Regions from separate parts of the Homo sapiens genome. Here region 1 is linked to region 2. The links are chromatin contacts, found by Hi-C or POLR2A ChIA-PET in ENCODE. All regions are on one chromosome and are shown on one strand. Each heading gives the region's core, a stretch centred on a gene start or an enhancer-like site at or near the end of the contact. The rest is flanking DNA. Distances are from core to core; before and after follow the strand shown.

Evidence for each region. Hi-C counts contacts between places; a loop is a spot of excess contacts on that map. ChIA-PET counts read pairs that join two places held with the same protein, here RNA polymerase II (POLR2A). Pooled maps may share reads with other maps.
Region 1: a loop to region 2 is called in a map of endothelial cell of hepatic sinusoid, with 8 times the contacts of the local background. The contact joins two enhancer-like sites. A Hi-C loop is called at or near these places in 1 of 168 maps with a recorded cell type or tissue (endothelial cell of hepatic sinusoid) and 1 of 50 pooled maps. POLR2A ChIA-PET finds 5 or more read pairs at or near these places in 11 of 52 experiments (B cell, Caco-2, GM10248 and 7 more).

What each region holds. Positions count from the first base shown.
Region 1 is chr3:47,820,315-47,826,873 of GRCh38, reverse strand. The region is part of intron 4 of DHX30 (DExH-box helicase 30); the gene reads right to left. Among named protein-coding and RNA genes, the nearest start is that of DHX30, 20 kb to the right of the region's middle. RefSeq lists silencers at 1,779-2,068, 4,569-4,769. Within about 2 kb of position 1,938, at least 29 of the 41 ENCODE cell types and tissues checked have a DNase peak (open chromatin) inside an H3K27ac peak, as active enhancers do.
Region 2 is chr3:47,887,270-47,893,605 of GRCh38, reverse strand. All of the region lies in intron 10 of MAP4 (microtubule associated protein 4), which reads left to right. Among named protein-coding and RNA genes, the nearest start is that of MIR1226, 41 kb to the right of the region's middle. Within about 2 kb of position 2,150, at least 12 of the 41 ENCODE cell types and tissues checked have a DNase peak (open chromatin) inside an H3K27ac peak, as active enhancers do.

The DNA.
Region 1 (6,559 bases), core at 689-3,188, 67 kb after region 2:
TCAAGTGATGAGATCCAGATGCTGAATACCAGGCCCCAGCTCTCAACCGTATCTAAGCACACTGCAAAAGACTCCCACAGAACCAAACTATGTGTGGGGACTGATTAAAGACCTCTACATCTGGCTGGGCGTGGTGGCTCACGCCTGTAATCCCAGCACTTTGGGAGGCCAAGGCGGGTGGATCACAAGGTCAGGAGTTTGACAACCTGGCCAACATAGTGAAACCTTGTGAAACCTCGTCTCTACTAAAAATACAAAAAATTAGCCAGGCCTGGTGGCAGGCGCCTGTAGTCCCAGCTACTTGGGAGGCTGAAGCAGGAGAATCGCTTGAACCCGGGAGGCGGAGGTTGTAGTGAGGCAAGATCGCGCCACTGCAATCCAGCCTGGGCAACAAGAGTGAAACTCCATCTCAAAAAAAAAAAAAAAAAAGAAAGAAAACCTCTACATCTGAGCAGGCATGAATTACTCCTCCCCCAAGTTCTCTGGAATCAAGGGGAAAATTGATGCATCAGATACCATGAGAGGTACCTCGCTTCTTTTTCTTGTTTTTTGGATTAATCTCAGAGCAGAAAGGGAAGAGATATCTACCTAGGGTAAGCTTGTACCAGACACAAGGCTTAACCAGGTCATGAAGAGGTCTGCTAGGAACATGGGGGGCCATATCATTCTCCACTCTAGCCTCTGGCAGCTCCAAAAGGAGCTGTATATATGCACATGTGCACCTGCGTGTACACTGATCACCTGGGGAGCTTTTTCACCGCATGGACATCCAGCTCCCCACAGGGGACCTGAGAATGGGAGCGATGTTGGAGGCGACTCTATATTTTCAAAAAGTGCTTCCAAGCGTTCTGATGTAACTCTGCTGCCTGGTTTGAGACTGTTTCCTTGGGACAGACTCCTGTGTCAAGTGGCCAGGATGGAGGACACCTGATCCTGTCTCCCTCTAAGCGGTAACTTGTAAAGCAACTAAGAGTCAAGCAGTTAAGCAGTTAAGAAACCATATCTAAGTGGACTTGGCCGGGGCGGGGGGGGTTTCGTCACAGAGGGACCCAACTTCGAGTAGCCCATTACACCCACTGGTTTAACAATAGAGCTGCACTGAGACCACCACCCCGCCCCCACCTTCAGCTCTATAAGGTTGGTGGAGGCTGGCGCTCTCTACCCATCCTTGATGCTTTCAACAGTTTTATCCTCTGCACTATTTGGGAGGCACAAAGCTGGAATCCACCAGAACAGTCATTCTGTCTCTATTTGAGATCCTGATGTCCCAGGAGTTACTTTGGGCTATTTCTCACACTGGTGAGGGCATGCTTGTCCCTAGAAGCTCTAGCCCTTGGCCACTCATCCTGGCAGGAGTTGGACTTTTACTCGTTTTCCCCACTCCCTCGAGGTCTCGCACCTCTCACCTATTCTTGCCGGGAGCAGGTACTCTAAGGGTCCATTCGGGCCTGTGCCACGCTAAGCTTTACAAACAGCAAGGCCGCTGCCCGCCGACGGATGGCGAACTTGGCCACTATGGAAGAGAGGACCCCCGGCCGCCAGGCCCGATTTCGGCCCGCGCCCCTAGCTCTGCCATCCCAGGAGTCAAGGGCGCTGCGGACCGCCCGCCCCCGCCGATGCCCTCACCGTTCACCAAGCTTCCGTCGCCTTCCCCAGGCCCGCCGGGGGCCATCCCTGACTCGGCCTCGGCGGCTTCCTTGGTGTGGTCGGGGTGGGCGCAGCTTGAAGAGAAGCCGCGCGAGCGACCCTGTCGCCCAGCAGCGCGGGGACCCAGCGGCTGCAGGCGCGGAGAGATGCCGGCGGCCAGCGCCATGAGTCTCCTAGCGGCCGCCATCGTGCTCCCGCCGACCCCGAGGCCTGTGCGCGGCAGGGACCGGGCGAAGAGAACGGGAGCGGCCGGCCCGAGCGCCGCGCGCCCCCTGCGGGCCGGGCGGACCCGAAGCCCAAGCCTAGGCGAGGGCATCAGCAGCCCGTCCTCGCTCACCACAGCCCTGGGCCTTCAGTAGGCGGGCTCGGCGCTGCCCAGGGCTAGGACCCTGCAGAGCTCACTCTCCAGCAAATCTAAACCAGCAGTCGTGTGGATGGAAGGCAGGAAGATGGAATGAGGCTGTTGGGGGGAAAATAATGCTAGGCCTTAGCTCAATGTCATCTAAGGAAGCGAAGTTAGTTCCCTCTAGGTCCTACCAATTGTTCCTAACTACCTCTCACGTGCCTCTGGCAAATTGGCAGCCCCATCTTATTTAACGGCTTACAAAGTAAACCTGGTGAAGATCTGGAGCCAGGGCCAGGCGCCGTGGCTCATGCCTGCAATCCCAACACTTTGGGAGGTTGAGGCGGATGGATCCCCTGAGCCCAGGATTTTGAGACCAGTCTGGGCAGCATAGTGAAACCCCAACTCTATTAAAAGTTTAAAAAACGAAAAAGAAAATCTGGAGCCAGGCCAAGGAAGACCTCTTCAGGAAACAGATTTAATCCCCAGGGCTGGAGGGGAAGGTGAAAACACCCAGCTTTGGAAACTGCCAAGAATTGAGCTGGTCCAGCGTAAAGTCCAGCAGTGAAAGTGCTGTTCCTCGCCAGGCGCAGTGGCTCACGCCTGTAATCCCAGCACTTTCGGAAGCCGAGGCAGGCAGATCACCTGAGGTCAGGAGTTCGAGACCAGCCTGGCCAACATGGTGAAACCCCATCTCTACTAAAAATACAAAAATTAGCCGGGCATAGTGTCGCGCGCCTGTAATCCCAGCTACTCGGGAGGCTGAGGCAGGAGAATCGCTTGAACCCAGGAGGCGGAGGTTGCAGTAAGCCAAGATCATGCCACTGCACTTCAGCCTGGGTGACAGAGCAAGGCTCCATCTCAAAAAAAAAAAAAAAAAAAAAAAAGGAAAAGAAAATGGTATCTGAAAGCTGAAGGAGACAACAGTCTAGACAGAAAGGCCCCACCTGGACAGCAGGACCCAAGCCCTTTGTGGCACTTGAGGAAGCCCTCAGGATAGCACTCTTTTCTGACAGCCATTTGGCATAAGGCTGAAATGCCATGATTTCTTAGTTGCCTCTAAAGAAGCCAAAATGAAGAGCTATACACAAAGCAACACTGGCCATGAGTTGTTAATTGTTGAAGCTGGGTGACAGGTACTTGCAGGTTCATTATACTATTTTTTCTAGTTTACAACACATGTGTTGAACAGATGTTTAGATTTTTATGTTAAAAAAAAATCAGCCAGGCGCAGTGGCTCATGCCTGTAATCCCAGCACTCTGGGAGGCTGAGGCAGGCGGATCATGAGGTCAGGGTATCAAGACCATCCTGGTCAACATGGTGAAACCCCATCTCTACTAAAAATACAAAAATTAGCTGGGCATGGTGGCACGCGCCTGTAGTCCCAGCTACTTGGGAGGCTGAGGCAGGAGAATTGCTTGAACCCGGGAGGCGGAGGTTGCAGTGAGCCGAGATTGCGCCACTGCACTCCAGCCTGGCAACAGAGTGAGACTCCGTCTCAAAAAGACAAAAAAAAAAAAAAAAACAACAACCAGGGATGCCAACCAACTAGTTTGTTCCCAGGGGGGTCTTTGTCTCGGTTTGGTTGTGTCCCCACCCAAATCTCATCTTGAATTGTAGCCCCCATAATTCCCATGTGTCATGGGAGGGACGTGGTTGGGAGGTCATTGAATCATGGGGGTGGTTTCTCCCATATTGTTCTCATAGTAGTGAGTAAGTCTCAAGAGATCTGATAGATTAATAAGGGGAAACCCCTTTCTTTTCTTTCTTTTCTTTTTTTTTTTTTTTTTGAGATGGAGTCTCGCTCTGTTGCCCAGGCTGGAGTGCAGTGGTGCAATCTCGGCTCACTGCAAGCTCCACCTCCCAGGTTCACACCATTATCCTGGCTCAGCCCCCCAAGTAGCTGGGACTACAGGTGCCCGCCACCACACCCGGCTAATTTTTTGTATTTTTAGTAGAGACAGGGTTTCACTGTGTTAGCCAGGATGGTCTCGATCTCCTGACCTCATGATTCGCCTTCCTTGGCCTCTCAAAGTGCTGGGATTACGGGCGTGGGCCACTGCGCCTGGCCTTTCTTATTTTTTATGTTTATTTTTTTGAGACAGAGTCTTGTTCTGTCACCCAGGCTGGAATGCACTGGCACGATCTCGGCTCACTGCAACCTCTGCCTCCTGGGTTCAAGCGATTCTCCTGTCTCAGTCTCCCAAGCAGCTGGTACTACAGGTACGTGCCACCATGCCCAGCTAATTTTTGTATTTTTAGTAGAGACAGGGTTTCACCATATTGGCCAGGCTGGTCTTGAACTCCTGACCTCATGATCCACCCACCTCGGCCTCCCAAAGTGCTGGGATTACAGGCATGAGTTAACACACCCGGCTGGGAAAACCCCTTTCACTTGGTTCTGTCTTTCTCTCTTGTCTGCCACCATGTAAGATGTGCCTTTTGCCTTTCACCATGGTTGTGAGGCCTCTCCAGCCACATAGAACTGTGAATCCATTAAACCTTTTTTTCTTTATAAATTACCCAGTCTTGGGTATGTCTTTATCAGCAGCATGAAAATGGACTAATGCAGTCCCCTTTTCCTATTCATTTATTTCAACTGGGTTCTAACAGCAAGAGTCACCCTGAGCAAGTATTTCACCTCCACAAACCTCAATGACTCTTGTAAGATAAGGGCAACTCTTTACAGCAGCTCTTGGAACTCTTCTGCTTCTGTGTTCTTCTCCTCACTGGTCTAGAGCAGGAGTTGGAAAACTACAGCCTGCAGACCAAATCCAGACCCCTGCCTGTTGTTAGAAAGTTTTATTGGAACAGAGCCACACTCATTTACTATGTTATTTGCTATTATCTATGACTGCTTTCATTCTATAATGGCAGAGTCAAATAACTGCAACAGAAAGCATATGCCCCACACAGCGTAAAATATTTATTACCTGATGATTACAAAAAAAAGATTACCAACTCCTCCTCTAAAGGACCTTAAAGACCAGGTACGGTGGCTCATGCCTGTCATCCCAGCACTTTGGGAGGCCGAGGAGGGTGGATCACCTGAGGTCAGGAGTTCAAGGCCAGCCTGGCCAGTGTGGTGAAACTCCATCTCTACTAAAAATACAGAAATTAGCTCTGGGCATGGTGGCAGGTGCCTGTAATCCCAGCTACTCAAGAGGCCGAGGCAGGAGAATGGCTCAAACCCAGGAGGGAGGTTGCAGTGAGCCGACATTGCGCCATTGCACTCCAGCCTGGACAACAGAGTGAGACTCCATCTCAATCAATCAATCAATCAGTAAAGGACCTTAAAGAAAGTTAGAAAAAAGGGCTGGGCACGGTGGCTCATGCCTGTAATCCCAACACTTTGGGAGGCCGAAGCGGGCAGATTGCCTGAGGTCAGGAGTTTGAGACCAGCCTGACCAACATGGAGAAACCCCATCTCTACTAAAAAAATACAAAAAATTAGCCAGGCATAGTGGCACATGCCTGTATTCCCCGGTACTCGGGGGGCTGGGGCAAGAGAATCACTTGAACCCAGGAGGCGGAGGTTGCGGTGAGCCAAGATCGCACCATTGCACTCCCACCTGGGCAACAAGAGCGAAACTCCATCAAAAAAAGAAAAAAGAAAGTTAGGAAAAAGGCCAGGCATGGTGGCTCATGCCTGTAATCCCAGCACTTTGGGAGGCTGAGGCAGGCAAATCACTTGAGCCCAGGAGTTGGAGACCAGCCTGGGCAAAATGGTGAAACCCCGTCTCTACTGAAAATACAAAAAAATCAGCTGGGCATGCTGGTGCATGCCTGTAGTTCCGGTTACCAGGGAGGCTGAGGCACAAGAATCACATGAATCCAGGAGGCAGAGGTTGCAGTGAGCCGACATCATGCCACCACATTCCAGCCTGGGTGACAGAGTGAGACTCCATCTCATAAATAAATAAATAAATAAATAAAAATAGAAAGAAGAAATAAAACAAAGGCAAAAAAAAAAAAAGAGAGAGCCTTACGCATGCACCCCTTTCTTTACACCAACATTAAGCCTTCTCCGTATTCTTGGAGGAGAGAAAGTTGATTCCTTTCCCTGTGAAAAAGGAGGGAAGTTCTGAAAAAAGAAAGCATTTACTGGCTCAGCAATCTCTCTATCCACTTCTGGATCGGGGATGACATCTGGTACTACATGTGCTAAACAACTACATCTAGCAGCACAGAATTAAGGCGTAAAGGATCTGCTGAATACACGGGAGAATGCTTTAGGAACCTATACTTTGGAGGCCCCAGAAAAAGGCAACAAGAGGAAGTCCAAGATAGTTCAGGCTTTGGGGCAGAGCAGAGAACTTCCGCAGGGACAGTGGAAGGGACCACCAACACCTAAAGAAACCAGGAGTCTCAGCCTATATTTTGGCAACTTACCCAACCATATATACATATATTACACGTGGTCAAAATGGCAAGAAAGGATCCACTTGGCTGGCAAGGAGACGGGTAAGAGGAGCTACAGGAGCCAGGTGGGCACCCGACTGCCCTACCAGGTCATCCGTCCTCATGGCTTCCCCTTCCACATAAGCCGCAGGTCTCTTTTTTTTTTT
Region 2 (6,336 bases), core at 901-3,400:
GTAATTTTTTTCTCACAGTTTTGTTTTATGGTTCCTTCAGTTTGAATATACAATATTTGAGCTCAAAGCCCAGGGCAGCAAAGGACCATGCTGAGTTAAATGGGGGCAGTAAGCTCTGGTGAGTGGGGAAAACTCCAAGCTACAATTGTTAGAGTCCCTAAGTCTGGAGGTCAGAGAAAGATGCACTGCCCCCAGTGTGTTCACATGACACCTAACAGATTATTAGGCTGGAAAGAGCAGGGCTTGGTAGTGGAGGGAGCAACCCAGCTCATCCAAGGAACCAAGTGGGGGCAGGGACAGGCGTAAATGCATAAGGGGTATGTTGTCACACAAATGTCTTATAATTAGAATATCTATCCCCAAAGCCCTGATCACTGAAGTCTTTAAATGAACCCTTTATTAAACTCTTCCATTATGCAGAGCTACAGATGGAGCTCTTACGGGTTTTGGGGACCCCACTCAAGTCAGTTTTCAAGTTAGTTTGATAAGTTGCTATGACAGCAAACCCACTCTTCCTCTGAGAATGAATGCCTGCAATCTTAATACTACGTTAAGGTGTGGTTTTTTTTTTTTTTTTTTAGTCCAATTTTGAACAATTTCCTGGATTCATTGTTCTTCAGGGTTATAGCTGGGGATTGGCAAATGAGTCTCGGTTATTTTTAAAACAGTTTTCTGAGTGGTTGAATGTGGAAGGGTGGGCATGGTATCAGATAAATGAGTGTGTGGGTATGCACGTATCTATATCAGTGAAAGCCAAAATAATTACTATCCTTAGTGCTTGGATTGGCACCATACTGTGTTTTAAATTGCAGATCTAAACAGAGTGCTAGTTCACGGGAAATTACATTCTCAGATTAAAGTAGCATTTTGTTGTGCAGAAAGCAGCAGGTTCCTTCCTTTCTTTCGCTTTCATTCATTCTTCCTTTCTTTCTTTCTTTCACATTTGTAAGTGCATTTAATACTCAACTGCTTGAGGAGAGAGGGGCATTGAGGGAGAGATGAATTTTGTCATGAATACTGGGGAATTGGTGTGATGTCACTGCAAGCTCTGTGTGATCGTAGGTGGTATTAGAGCTCCAGGAGCGAAAGCAGGGAGAGCAGTGGAGGAGAGACGATGTCGCTCTCAGACAAGCAGACAGCCTCTCTCACTGCCGCGTACGGTCAGCTCAGTAAGGGCAAGCCTGCAGAGTGCCGAATGGACTCCCCAAAAGAAATCAGTCAAGCCGGATTCGAATGGCAGAGGACAGAGGGCAAACTGAATGAAATTGGGCTGAATGTCAGCATGGACGGGCAACCAAAAGATGGGCTTGTGAAGAATGCCAGCTTCCTGGAGCAGAACAAGCTCTGCTTTTTTGAGGGGAAGCTAGACAAAGAGCTGAGCATTGAAATGCAGGACAAGGACTGTCAAGAAGCCTCAGGTCACCTTGAGAGCAGGTATGTGATTTCAGAGACCTGCCATCCCTTGGAGGGGAACTCGGTACACCAGAAGACCTCCGAGTTCCATCTGGGACTCATAGAGGGGCCAGACAAAAACAAAACCATTCCAGTTCAGGGGAAGGTGGCAGGGAAGAATGGACTAGAGACCAAGAGCCAGTCAGATCTGGATTTCCCTGGGGCTGCTGACATCCCTACCAGATATGTTAAGGAGCAGGAAACCAGTGTTTGGAACCCCAGCTTTCATCCAGTGGCTCAAGGCTCTCTGGGCTCAAGGGAAGCAACTCCGGGAGAGATGGAGAATAGCATCACCCCTGGCTGCCCAGTGATTGGGGTGGTAAATGATAACTCTGAGCAGCTGAAGTGTGAGTCCCCACTCCTGGTGTCTCTAGCCCACCCAGCCCCCATTATTGAGCATTCACCCACCACCATTCCGCCAATCACTATGGTGTTCACCCAGGAACATTTGAATGCAAGCTGTCACATCAGAGACCATGATAAGGAGTTGGAGAAATTGAGTTCTACCGAGGAGGCTGTGCTCAACCAAGCCCCCCAGCAGAAAAAGGCAGTGCGCAGGGCCCTGTCTGAATGTTCTCACCTCTCAGTTCCCCCAGCTGTCAACCTTGCAGATAAGTACCCTGAACTCCCTGCCCGAGAAGAGCCTTCTTCTGGCCTGCTGCCTCCCCCTAGTAGCCCAATGCCTAGTCCTACACCTGGGAAACTGGGAGCTCCTGCTATGAAGCGCTCCATGACTGTGGGTGAGGAACAGACAGCTAGCTACAAATTGAGCCCTGGGAAACTGCCCATCTTGTCTACTAAAGAGATACCTCCTTTCATCTGTGAGGAACCAGTGGCCAAGAAGAGAGAAGAATTGGCTCACTTCAGCAACAGCAGCAGCAACTCTGGGAAGAAGGAACTCGGCACTGCTGGATTATATCTCCATAGTAAGCTGGAGCAGATTCCTGAAGGAAGCAGCAAGGAAAAAGGGCAGGAAGATTTTAGTGAAACTAGAATTGATTCATGCTCGCAGGTTTGCCAGCGAGGAGAGAAACAGCCAGGACAGACGGCTCTGGCAGGGAAGAAAGAAATTGAGGTCACTGCAACCCAGAGCACTCCATCGTTCCTGTTTGAAAAGCCCCCACGTGATGGTATGTTTCTAAATTTTGCCTCCATTGGGAACAAGCAGACAGCAAGGAAGGAACCAAAGTGACAGATTACCGGCAGAGCACTAAGCAGCTTTTTACAGCTGGGTTCTGTGACTGCCTGGGGAAAGCTTAATTCCCTTGTGTTGGAAGCTTGCTGGGAGTGAGGCAAGGAAGAGAACAAAGTGAATCTTGCAGGGTCAAGCTGAATGTCTTGCTAGCATGACAGATAATGTGAATTGAGTGTGCAAGTTTGGGGTGGAATGGGGTCAGAGAATGGTGGGTATAAAAACTAGACCCCCTTTCTTGACCTCATGTCACCCTGTCCAACCCATCCCCCATCCACCCAGCCCTCAGCTCCCTGTTGGTTTGAACCAGATGATTCCTGAGCTCTAAATCCTTCAATCCCAACTGATTGATTTCCTTGCTTGAAAATCTGTCACTTTATATAGATTCACAATGGGTTTATCAGCACTAACCTCCTCTCATTAAGTTGCACAATCTGGGTGGAAGCTCTGTTTTCTGTTTTTGCTTTGGAGAACGTTTTACTTTTGTTCAAACTGAAAAAGAGCCCTTTAAAGCTAGCTATTTAATATTCTTTCTGTGTTCTTCATGTTTGACCCAATCTTGCTTCTAGTTTTCTCTTTTTGTATGTGTTTTGAGAGGATTTGTGGGGAGAAAAAGAAGAAAGAGAAAGCAGGGAGAGAAGGAGAGACTTGCAACCTAATAAACAGCTAAATTTTGCGGTCTTTGTGACAGCCTTTTGTGTCTTTCTTCCTGGCCCTTTCTTTTCTTCCCCATCTCCCATCCCCCCACAGCTCTTATTGTGGTGGTCTAAAAAAGCTTGTGTTTCTCCGAGTCCAGTTTGAGCACAAAGGGCCATAATTCACAAACTTGTAAATGGGGATTTAAAACATGTGTTTTGCTTGTTTAAAAAAAAATAGTCTTGTTTCCTGGGACCTGTTTTCTCTAATATTTATTACTCTCAGTATATTTTTATGAAATTGTACTTTTTTTCTTTGAAAGTAAGAAATGGTATTTTCTAGGGGAGTGGTAAGTAGAAGACATACAGATGTTTTGGGTTTTTTTTTTTTATGGAGATAAAAAACATTTTTTGTTTTTTATGGAGATAAAAAACACGTTTTTTTATGGAGGCAAAGAAGCTTAATAGTTCCTCTTTGATTTCTTATGACTCCAGAATTACAAGCATTCAGGTGTCCCATGCTGTTGCTTCCTTCTAGCTGGGACAGAACTGTAAGCTCTTCCTGGACAGGACTTTGTCATCTTTTTCTTGATCCCCAGGTGCTTTGTTCAGTACCACATAACTTCTAGGTGATCATGAGTGAAGACTTTGTTTCAGAACAAGTTCTTTCTAATTCAGACTAACAGAAGTTTGTGCTAATAGAAAAAAATTTCAGATGACTGACAAATCCACCGATCCATTCACCCGATAAATGTTTAAATGCTGACTCTGCTAACCACTCTGTAGATAAAACTTTTATAGGAAGATTGTTTCATTTAACATGCCTACCATTTGCATTCACTATCTAGGCACTGGAAATTATCCTTATCCTCAAGCAACTTTTGATCCAGTTGGAGGACTGGGAGGCAGTGGGAGGGTTGTGAATTGTGGAAACATTTTGGAGGAAGTCACATTTGAGGTGGGCCTTGGAACCCTGGGATGCCAAATAATGCGGAGGGAAAGCCTTCCAGGCAAGGGAACTCATATTAAACAAAGATATGAAGCCTAGACAGCTCATGTTAGGTAAAAGAACAATGGAGGAATCTCAGGGCATCCAGTCACAGGAAATGTGGCCAGGCTGCTGCCATTGTGTATATCTCTCTTGGGACCTCTGCTTCTCCCTGCACATGTACTCCATTCTCTTCCCTTTAAAAATCTGTATTTCCTCTGTCATCTCTTTTTGCTTCCCTTGTAACTCTGCCCAGGACAGAATAGCATTGAGTTGCCATGGTTTGAGCTCTGTGGCCAGCTTTGTTACCACCATATATGTCAGGGTTCCGATGTTGCATGACTGTCATTTCCATGTCTTTGTCTATACTGACAATGAGTGAGTAATTATATCTTATTGGCTCAGCTTGGTCCAGTCAACTCTATACCAGGTCCCATAGCCTTCTTAACCAATCTGAGCCATTTAGACCCACCCGCTTCATTCACCTTGAGGCTTCTCTAAAGGAGAGAGTATAGGTTAAGGAAATATTCCAAAGCCGTCTTTACATATGTGACAAGAAATAATGGGAGAAAATTCTAGAAAGTTGTTTGGAATCCAATCTTGCTAAGCTTCAAATGTCCCACTGAAAAGTTTAAAGCTTACTACTGTGTCTGGAATTGGTGGGTTCTTGGTCTCACTGACTTCAAGAATGAAGCCACGGACCCTCGCGGTGAGTGTTACAGCTCTTAAGGTGGTGCGTCTGGAGTCTGTCCCTTCTGATGTTCAGATGTGTTCGGAGTTTCTTCCTTCTGGTGGGTTCGTGGTCTTGCTGGCTCAGGAGTGAAGCTGCAGACCTTGGCAGTGAGTGTTACAGCTCTTAAGGCAGCGCGTCTGGAGTTGTTCGTTCCTCCCGGTGGGTTTGTGGTCTCACTGGGCTCAGGAGTGAAGCTGCAGATCTTCGCGGTGAGTGTTACAGCTCATAAAAGCAGAGTGGACCCAAAGAGTGAGCAGTAGCAAGATTTATTGCAAAGAACGAAAGAACAAAGCTTCCACAGTGTGGAAGGGGACCCGAGCGGGTTACCAGTGCTGGCTCGGGCAGCCTGCTTTTATTCTCTTATCTGGGCCCACCCACATCCTGCTGATTGGTAGAGCCGAGTGGCCTGTTTTGTCAGGGCACTGATTGGTGCGTTTACAATCCCTGAGCTAGATACAAAGGTTCTCCGTGTCCCCATCAGATTAGTTAGATACAGAGTTTCGACACACAGATTCTCCAAGGCCCCACCAGAGCAGCTAGATACAGAGTGTCGATTGGTGCACTCACAAACCTTGAGCTAAACACAGGGTGCTGATTGGTGTGTTTACAAACCTTGAGCTAGATGCAGAGGTTCTCCAAGGCCCCACCAGAGCAGCTAGATACAGAGTGTCGATTGGTGCATTCACAAACCTTGAGCTAAACACAGGGTGCTGATTGGTGTGTTTACAAACCTTGAGCTAGATACAGAGTGCCGATTGGTGTATTTACAATCCCTGAGCTAGACATAAAGGTTTTCCAAGGCCCCACCAGAGCAGCTAGATACAGAGTGTCGATTGGTGGATTCACAAACCTTGAGCTAAACACAGGGTGCTGATTGGTGTATTTACAATCCCTGAGGTAGATATAAAGACTCTCCACGTCCCCACCAGACTCAGGAGCCCAGCTGGGTTCACCTAGTGGATCTCGCACTGGGGCTGCAGGTGGAGCTGCCTGCCAGTCCTGCGCCGTGGTGCGTTCGCATTCCTCAGCCTTTGGGTGGTTGATGGGACTGGGCGCCGTGGAGCAGGGGGTGGTGCTTGTCAGGGAGGCTCGGGCGGCACAGGAGCCCATGGAGGGGTGGGAGGCTGAGGCATGGCGGGCTGCAGGTCCCGAGCCCTGCCCCGCGGGAAAGCAGCTAAGGCTCAGTGAGAAATCGAGCGCAGCACTTATGGGCCGGCACTGCTGGGGGACTCAGTACACCCTCTGCAGCCACTGGCCCGGGTGCTAAGTCCCCCATTGCCCGGGGCCAGCAGGGCTGGCTGGCTGCTCCAAGTGCGGGGCCCACCAAGCCCACGCC